Regions from separate parts of the Mus musculus genome. Here region 1 is linked to region 2. Evidence: chromatin loops called from intact Hi-C (ENCODE). Cell type or tissue: gastrocnemius. All regions are shown on one strand. Region 1 overlaps Igf2bp3 (insulin-like growth factor 2 mRNA binding protein 3). Region 2 overlaps Igf2bp3 (insulin-like growth factor 2 mRNA binding protein 3).

Region 1 (5,000 bases), 60 kb before region 2:
TCTGCACATGAAGGACATTTAGGATAGTTACCAATAAAAACATTATTAACATTCTAGTTTTCTTTGGGGGAGAGGAGCTTATGCTAAGCTTCACTTCTCATGGATAGATATCCAGAAGTGGAATCTATATGTTGTACAGAAATTGTATTACATCTTTTTTTTTTTTTTTTTCAAATTAAGGGGCTTTTAAAAGTTTCCACTGATGGTTTTCAGAAGAAAGCTATGAACTTATCACACCTGGCAACCTTTGTTTTAATGCAAGAATCCGAGGATGGGGCATGGTTCAGTTGGTAGAATACTTAGATCCCAGCATCCATATGAACAGCCCAGAGCTGGAAAGGGCAGAGACAGGAATCCTGAAACTCACTCGCCCAGCAGCCCACTGAGTCAGTAGGCTGGTCAGTAACACGCTATCTCAGAATATAAAGTGCGTGTGACTGAGGGACCAGCAGACATTAACCTCCATGTATACACATATGCTCAAGCACCCTCTCATCGGTGCGCATGCATGCAAACACCCCTTTTATCTAATAATGAATTGCTTCAACACATCAAAATACAGATTCTGCAGATAGACAGTGATCTCTTTTGACAAACACTAGTGGTCCCACATTTAGACAATAAATGCTTAGTTGACAACACAAAACTTCATTTCCCTGCTGCTCCTCAGCTTTGACTGGCCAAGTTCGGAGAATGGAATATACCAAAAAAAAAAAAAAATCCCACAGCAATGAACTTATGGGAAAGACTTCACTACATGCCCCTGTCCTCATTGGCTGGGTGACAAATGTAGCTCTTTTTGTTTGGTTTGGTTTGTTGGGGTTTTTTTTGGGGGGAGGGCTTTTGGGGTTTTTGTTTGTTAGTTTTGTTTTTCAAGACAAGGCTTCTCTGTGTAAACTAGACTTGCCTCAAACTCAGAGATCTGCCTCCTGAGTGCTAGGATTAAAGCACACCACCGCCCAGCAGACGTGACTCTTAAGAGCTCGGAAAGTGGAGATGAGCTAGAAGGAAGTTGTAAGTCAGATCTCAGAGGTGCCAAGATGTGGTCCAGTTGGCTTCTCCACAGACCAATTTGTCTGAGAGAGATGTTAACTAAGCACAATGAAGCCACTGCTGTAGGGTTCCTGTCATAGTCCTGATTCAGCCCACCACTTTCACTTTCTTGTATAACCAGGAGAGCCACAGTGTGCACAACAGTACCTTAATCGAAGCTCCCGCAAAGCGAGAAAGCTGTTTGATGTGTTGGCCCTGCTTGCCAATGATGGCGCCAACGGACAGGGCGGGAATAAACAGATGCACAGTCTCCGTCTCTGATTGCTGTAAGAAAAGAAAGCCAGGACATGAGTGCTTCTTTGCTGCCAGATAAATCCCCGGCACCTTCCCCTCGGGCACAGGCACTCTCATACAGTAGGAGTGCTCGGCAGGTCATGGAGAACCGTACAGAAGTAGTCGGAGCTTACCTAGCAAGCCAAAGTTGGTCCTAAAAGGACCCGTCATTAAAACCTCACCTTTGCTACACAAGTTTTCCTAAGTCTCAAAACCTCATTGACTTATCCTTTGCCTTCTTTTTTTAATATTTAAAACATGTAGACTACACACCAAGGTGGCTTCAGACTACACATCACAAAGTAGACAGCAGTAAAGGATACGGATGTCCAGAGCTTAGCCGCCCCCTTCTTTCTCTCCTTCCTTCTCCCTCGCCTCCCCTCCCCCCCTCCCCCCCCCCCCAGTCAAGGATGAACACTTGTGCTTGCAAGGCTCTTCTACTGATCTAGGCTTTTAATTCCTAAACAACAGCTCCTACATACGGAGAGAACACACCATTCTATACTTGGCACACATAAGACAGAATTAAAAGGGAAACCCATTTACTTTAGTAACAAAACACTGTAAGACACTTCCCTCCCGCACACTTCTTTGCACTCCCTTGGCATCTTATCCACAAATAGCCAGAAACCATTTTGAAAGCTAAGTCCTTTTTTGTTTGTTTTTTCTGAGACAGGGTTTCTCTGTATAGCCCTGGCTGTCCTGGAACTCACTCTGTAGACCAGGGTGGCCTCGAACTCAGAAATCAGAAAGCTAAGTCCTGAAAGGTTGTGGACAGATGGACTCGTGCTTCCCTGCTTCACACTGGTCACGTGTGCCTTCTCCAGGCTCATGTCACACAGTGGTCACTCAGAGACAGCTCGGTGACCAAATTCCTCACAAGGCCATGCCAAGGTGCAGTGCCAGCAATGGAGCGCGTTCTAATGGAGCAACACCGCTGCTCCCCCAGCTTCTTCTCTAGTCGCCTTCTGACAACAGGAAGCCTGCTCCAGGAAGGCTTAACGTTAGCACCGGTGGGGGTGGAATGAAAATGGCCCCCATAAGGGGTGGGCACTACTGGGAGGTGTGGCCTTGTTGGAGGAAGTGTGTCACTAGGAGATGGGCTGTGGGGTTTCAGAAGCTCAAGCCCAAGCCAGGCCCAGTGGCTCTCTTTTCTTGATGCCTGCCAATCCCGATGTAGAGCTCTCAGCTACCTGTCCAACACCATGCCTGCCTGCATGCTGCCATGCTTTCCACCATTATAATGGACTAAACCTCTGAAACTGTAAGACAGCCCCAATTAAATGTCCTTTACAAGAGGTCATGATGTCTCTTCGCAGCAATAAAACCCTAAGACAGACACCAAAGAGTCGGGGGTGGGGGGGGGGGCACAGGTGTCATGTTGGGCCATGAAGATGTCAGAAAAGAGTGCAAGCAACTGAGATGGAGAAGGAAGCTCAGGCTTAAGGAACCTGCTCCTTGTGGCTGAGATAATTGGACCTATTTCTATTCCTATTTAAACATTTTTGTCACCTATAGTTAGGATAAATTATTGTTCTGGAACCTGCTACATGTAAGAAGTTTGTTTTTGAAAAACATATATAGTGGGGGCTGGAGTCATATCTCAGCTGTTAAAGAGCACTGGCTGCCCTTCCAGAGAACTCAGATTCAACTCCTAGCACCCACACCAGTTCCAAGAGATCCACCCTCTTCTTTTGACCTCTGTAAGCACTGTGCATATGTGCTGCACAGACATACATGCAAGCAAACCACCCATACACATAGACACCACCAACAATTCTGAAATAAAAATACAATGGTGGGAAAAAGGTAAATCACCAATAAGCAATAAAACAAATTTGTGCTTTAAAGAAGATGTTATAGGTTCACATCTCTAGAGATGGAAGGAGCTATTTACAGTAAGAAATTTAAAGATGGGGCATTGGATCTCTGAATTCAAGGACAACCTAGTATACAGAGCTAGTTCCAGCAGAGCCAGGGCTTCATAGAGAAACCCTGTCTCAAAGAAGAAAGAAGCAGGGTATGGTGTGGCTGAATTTTAAACATGAATGACTTGGTGAGAATTTCAGAACTGTCTCTTGAATTAGCTCTGGGAAAGGAACAGCTGAAATGACCAGAGTACAATATCACAACAGCAACAAAGTGCAATGTGAGGAGTCTCTGCTGGCCTGAGCGTGACAGAAGCTGCTGCTCTGAAGGCACGAGGGCCTGCCCAATAGAGCAATCCAAATCTGAAGTAACTGTGCTTTTCATACAGGAGATGGTGCCCCAGACAAACAGTAAGTCATGTGCGCTATTGGCAACATGTCTTCAGTGACTCATCGGCCATCTGAAGCTGGAAGAGGGCGTTTCTGAATATCACCCATCTCCCCTGGCTTCAGTTCTGTTCCCCCAGCCATCTCACTGGCCATAAATTATTTCACAAGGGAATTTTCCTCTGAGGCACAGGCAGCTCGTGGAAACATCTATCCACTTGACTGTCTGTACAGTGTGTTCTCACACGGAATCCAGCATTGAGAAGCTGTTTTCAGGATCTACCCCAGATAAGCACACCATTTCGTCTTGATGGACAGACCTAAGCAGACAGAAGAAAAGCCCCTCAACATCGTCCTTTTGACACACTCACTCCTTGGGTACAAGTTCTCCGCCCTGAACACACATGAGACCCGTTCCTACACACACTTGCTGACACACTCACTCCTTGGGTACAAGTTCTCCGCCCTGAATACACAGGAGACCTGTTCCTACACACACTCTCTGACACACTCACTCCTTGGGTTCACTGCCCTGGACACACAGGAAACCCATTCCTGCATAGACTCTTTGAGGATGAAAGACAGCCACGGGACGCAAGCTACTTCCCAGTGGATTGCTGCCAGATGCCTGTGGCAAAGCTTCCTTCGGACTCTTGGCAAGCGCTGCTCTGTGTCTTGAAATAACGAGAGCAGAGCTGTGAGGCTGAGCATTTGCGTAACTGGTGAAGTCTGCCAGTGAATAATTCCTAATCACCCGCTATCGAGAAGATACACGCAGCAGCAAACAGTGAGGTTAAGTGTATTTACTCTGCAGGCAACACAAACTCGGGCATCACAAAGGCATGGAGACGTGCCTGGCAGCCAAGAGATCAGCCACCAGGAACCTGGCAGGGTGCCATTGTTTTCCTTTGGCCTCTAAGATAGGTACTTGGGGGAGGGAGGAGTTGTTTTTAACTAGATTTGGGTCTGGAACTAAAATGAAGTTTACTCAACTCTATGACCTCAACAGAATACTAAAGCTTAAGAAAGAAAGAAAAAGGAAGTTTTCCCCCATAACCAAGTATGATGCAGTGGTTTACTTGCCTAGAAATGTTTACTGCACCCACAGTGAAAAATCTTAAGGACTACGAGATCCTACCTGGCTTTAGAAGGAGACAGGAACTTGGTCTGGTTCTTAGAGTGCCTCTGGTGACCTACAAAGAATGCTCACTCATCTTTCTTGCCCCTGTACTTTCCACCTCAAGGCCAAACTACTATCTTGGAGCCTTCAGAGAAGAGTGTAAAGAAGCTACCAGGTTTATGAAGACAAGAGCCCACAGGTTGATTCCTGCCAACCCAACTGCAAGCTGCCAACATGGCCAGCGAAGACACCGAGCATGCACGTTGCCAGCTCCAGCTCTTGGCTAGTACTCTGGCTGG
Region 2 (5,000 bases):
CAGCAACTCAGAAGGACCCAGACAAAAACCTAAATGTGCAAGCACTTTCAATCCACACAGAAGTCAGCAGACTAGTTCTATGTCTAACCATAAACACCTAGAGCCAACCATCCAACACCACAGGGAATGACCCGTGGGAACCAAGTCAACTGGAGAGCAAAAGTGTTCTAAAAGCTATCAAAATTACCGTGGGTTTAGGTGTGGGCAGATGGCTCTGCAGCCAAAGTGCTTAACTCACAAATGTGAGAACAGGAATTGTGATCCCTAGAATTTATTTGAAGTACAGGGTGGGACCTGTGATCCCAGGGCACAAGAGGGAAGGCAAGGATCTCCAGGACAAGTGAGACTGGAGGTTCTCAACCTGTTGGCTGTGACCCCCATGGGATCACATATCAGATATCCTACATATCAGATATTTACAAGCCATTACAGTAACAAATCACAGTTATGAAGTAGCAATAAAATAATTTTATGGTTGGGGGTCACCACGACAGGAGGTAGCTCAGGTCTCTAATTCCAGAATTCAGGAAGCAGAGGCAGGTAGATTTCTTGAATTTGCGGTCAGCCTGGTCTACAGAGCCAGTTCAGGCCAGCCAAAGCTACATAGTAAGACACTCCTTATCTTACAAGGAGGAAAGGACAGTTTGCTACTACTAGTATAAAGTCCTTGTCCCACAGTTACAGAGCCCTGGCCTTGATCTCCAGCCCCACAAAAGCACAGAACAACAAAAGTTCAACTGATACAGTTACCGAGGTTAGATGAATGAGATCAATGACATTTAAGGTCTAGTCCACCTGATCTGTACTATCGCGCTGACCTCCACATATCCCAGAAGAGCTCACCACCAGCAAAGAACATGGGCAGCCCAGGACCCTTACTACCTCGCTACCGGAATGTGTTAGCCAAGACTCACAGAAAAACACACAGGAAGAAGCCTTCTAACATCTAGGCCTGAAAAGTCTTGCTTCCCTGTGTCCTGGCATGAAGGAACAAGGACTTTAAATATGCAGATCTAAGAAGAAAGAAAAGCCAATGATGCATATAAAATACATTGCAAATCCAATAATGAATCAAAAGAGACCCTTGAAGGCAAATTAAGCTTACGCCCATCATCAGATATTTTCTCTCAAAAATGACTGGGTTATTTATGGAAGCGAGGAAGCCCACACCAGTAATCCCAAATACTCAGAAATTTGAGGCAGAATTACTTGAGCCTGGGAGTCTGGGGTCAGTCTGAACAGAGGGAGAAAACAAAGACTCAAAGAAGACAGGAACAGAAATCTTCCAGGAGGAACAAGTGTTGCGAAGCAGTCATTCGCAAATATGAGGACCCGAGTTCAAGTCCCAGCACCTACAGAAAAAGCCGGGTATGGGCCCCTAGTACTGTGGAAGACTGAGACAGGAGGATCACTGGATCCTGCTGGCTGCCAGCTTAGGGTGAGGTTCTAGGAGATGCTCTCTCAAAAGAGCAAAAGAGTGGGAGAGCATGAACCGACATCCTTCTCTTGCACATGTGTGTGTGTGCGCACACACAGACACACACACACACCTCAAACAAGGATTCTCCGCTGACTTAATTTTCCTCTTCTAATAATTCATTGTAGATTTTAAAAGCTAGTGGTTGCTTGAAAATCACTAATGTAAACAAACGTCACAAGTGTCCTTCACCACTCCTGGGTCAGAAGGATCTAGAGCTCAACCAGTTTTGTTAGGGATTTTTATGAATCATTTGTGTGAGAGACAGGAGGAGAGAATAAGTGAATGAATGAATATAAACATATATGGGTGCCTGCAGAAGCCAGAGAGGTCATCAAACTTCTCACAGCCCACTGTGTGTGCTTGAAACCAAACTCAGGCATTCCAGAGAAGCCCTGAGTGCTCTTAGCCACTGCATAGCTGAACATCTTAAACAGTGGGCACAGATCTTTAGGGTCATATATATATAACTACGCTCATATAACTGAGCGTAGGGGTTGCTACAAAAATGTCAACAGGAAAGGTTTCTGAAGGCACAACAACCAAAATCCAAACTTGAATGTAGAATGAATCTGAGGTGTTTCTGGTGCTGCACTGCAGCCTTGGCTCTGAACACACAGTGTGTGCACTGTGCAAGCCATCACAACACCCAGTGTAGATGAGCGCTGCCTTTAATGCCTGAGCTCAGATTTGAAACTATTCTGTGTTATGACTTGAAGTGTTTTTACTGGACATGCAAAGTTTTCAGTTCTTATGTAAACATAATGGTTTAATTGTGGGAAAAAATTTTATTATTTTTCAGATTGTCATTCCTACGAATGTTTCAAATTCAGATATCTTTGAATTCTACTATGTTAGAATATTTGATTTTAAAAACTACCGTTTGAGGGCTGGGCATTTACCTCAGTGGTAAAGGTGCTTAGCATGTTTAATCAGCATCTATCTACCCACCCCCCAATATGCAATTTGGATCAGTAACTTGAATTTATTTATTTATTTATTTATTTATTTATTAGATCTTTAAGTGAATTTTTACTTGATATTAGGCCAGAATTTCCAACTATTTTTCAAATGACCTTAGGCCACTTTTTGTATACACGTTTGTGTGTGCACACATGTCTGCAGATGTACATTTGTGTGTGTGTGTGTGTGTGTGTGTGTGTAAGTCAGAGGCAGCTGTTGCATGACTTCCCCATTATTTCCCACGTAGGCTTTCTACATGATGAATTAACTACTTTTCTATTGCTGTGATAAGTCATCAAAACTAAGAAACTCACAGAATAATGGGTTTATTTGCGCTTACCGTTCTCCAAGGGGTTAGCGCCCATAACGGCTGAGGGCCAAGGGCCCAACATCTTGAACTGCAAGCAGGAAGCAGAGAAAGCCAATTCCTGCTCTCTCAGGGCCTTCACGCAGGGACTCCCGGCCAAGAGTCCTTGTGCACAACAACCCAATCTCTTTTACCTTTTATGCCTCTAAATCCAGTACCACGGGAATGCTGCTGCCAACTCTGGCTGTTAGCTTGGGATGGACACTTGCCTGCTGTGACTACGTTAGCATCAGCTTTTGTATACTGAAGCAAACTTTCCCTGAAGGTACCCTTGCCATTGCTCCAGTGAGGATCCCTCCTCTCCTGCTAATCTCCAACAGTGGCAGCCTCGCCTCCAGCACAGTCTTGGCTGTGATATCACGCCTGCCGATGCTCTTTCCTCTCCAAGCTACACATTCTGTATTTCTTTCTTTTGGCCTCATTTTCTCCTTTTTATTGTAGAACTGCATACGTTACTAGTAACAACCAAGTCACAGACTCAATCTTACACTGTCTTGAAATTTCCTGCCAAATAAATTAGTCTATTACTTTTTAATTTAGCCTCAAGACATGGGCTGAAAACAGCCAGATTGTTTGTCAAAATATCACATGAATGGCTGTTAAGGTCCTTGCTTTCCCTTTTAATCAAACTGGGCTTCCACTGTCTGTGCTTCTCTCAGTCCTACTGCCTGCCAGGGGCCTACTACCATTGGCTCATTAAGCTCTTTTCCAGCATTCAGTTGCCTCTCTTGTCCAAAGTTCTGAAATCTTCCACATTCCAAAAACCAAAAAACAAAAAAAAAGAGGGGGGAGAGGAGGACAACAGGATCTTTACAGCAACTATCCACTCTCTGGTACCAACTTATACTGCCAAAGCATCACAGATAAGGACGGGTCTTTTGGGTCCTATGTTTCCAGAGAGTTAAGGTCTTTAACTGTAGAGATGGCAGCATGGCAGCATGCCACAGTCATGACAGCCAGAGCTGAAAGCTGAGACCTGAGAGTTACATCTCAAAATAAGCCGAAAGCAGAGACAGCCAAGTCAACAATTTCTCAAAACACAGCTCCAGTGACAGGCTTCCTCCAACCAAGCCACACCTCCCTCCTAAGCCTCCCAAATAGAATCACTACAGAACTCAGCTATTTAAATGTCCAAGACCATAGGGAACATTCAAACCACTACACATCGGTATTTGGGGTTCAAGCCCCCTAGATCCATATAAGATAATTTGGACTCGATAACATGAATGCATGATCTCAGTGTCAGAAAGGTGGACACTGGGAGAGAGATACCTGGGGCTCACTGGCCAGCCAGGCTTGGTGTGTCTCAGGGTCGTAAGATGCCATGTCTCTAAAAAAATAAGTAAGTAAGTAGGTAAATTTTGAACAGTTCCTTAAGAATGATATCATGGACTATCCTCTGGCTTCCACAGTCACGCACGCACACACACACACACACACACACACACACACACACACGCACACATACACACATGCACACACACGCACGCGTGCGCACGCACACACACACACACACACGCGCGCGCCCATAAAAACAAAGAGTATCAGTTAAGTGAGCTCTGAGATGGCCACAAGCCATCCTTCTGTTAGCACAAATAACTGGTCCACTAGAGGTTCTTTTATGTGCGTTCTGCTATTTGACTGTTTCACTATTAGAGTTATTAGAGTCTTTAGGCTCCAGTCATATCCAAATACTTCTTGTTTGTACTGTTTTATTTTGCATGCTTTGACACTATGGTCAAAATATGGTCCAATAACAGACTTCAATACAGTTAGTGGCATTGCACACACTCACCTTCATTACAACCACTGCCTTCAATCTTCAGAACGCTTTTATTCCACAAACTTTATACTACGGATCAGGAAGGGACGGTGGATATAAAGAACCCCAGGCAGATGGACACAGAAACCTGGATCTCAGCTGACCGTGGAAGGTGGAAGGATCAGGAAGGGACTGTGGATATAAAGAACACCAGGCAGATGGACACAGAAACCTGGATCTCAGCTGACCATGGAAGGTGGAAGGATCAGGAAAGGACAGTGGATATAAAGAACCCCAGGCAGTGGGCTGGTGAGATGGCTCAGTGGGTAAGAGCACCCGACTGCTCTTCCAAAGGTCAGGAGTTCAAATCCCAGCAACCACATGGTGGCTCACAACCATCCGTAACGAGATCTGATTCCCTCTTCTGGAGT

Evidence for each region. Hi-C counts contacts between places; a loop is a spot of excess contacts. Peaks named below come from ENCODE experiments on the same cell type or tissue, not always from the same donor. Only the 100,000 strongest peaks of a DNase experiment are listed, where the experiment ranks them.
Region 1: it touches region 2 in a loop (2.4-fold over the local background); 1 of 42 quality-filtered maps calls a loop at or near these places.

The regions. Positions count from the first base shown.
Region 1 is chr6:49,092,940-49,097,939 of GRCm38, forward strand. Igf2bp3 (insulin-like growth factor 2 mRNA binding protein 3) reads right to left here. Exons shown (of 15, transcript NM_023670.3): 11 at 1,201-1,317. It also overlaps a transcript of Malsu1 not described here. Among named protein-coding and RNA genes, the nearest start is that of Malsu1, 22 kb to the left of the region's middle. In gastrocnemius, no CTCF peak of the experiment used is centred here; DNase peaks (open chromatin) are centred at 2,268, 3,644, 4,237, 4,436 and 1 more place; H3K4me3 peaks cover 1,877 bases; H3K27ac peaks cover 2,997 bases.
Region 2 is chr6:49,153,194-49,158,193 of GRCm38, forward strand. The region is part of intron 3 of Igf2bp3 (insulin-like growth factor 2 mRNA binding protein 3); the gene reads right to left. Among named protein-coding and RNA genes, the nearest start is that of D030074P21Rik, 58 kb to the right of the region's middle. In gastrocnemius, no CTCF peak of the experiment used is centred here; DNase peaks (open chromatin) are centred at 2,995 and 3,772; H3K27ac peaks cover 2,039 bases.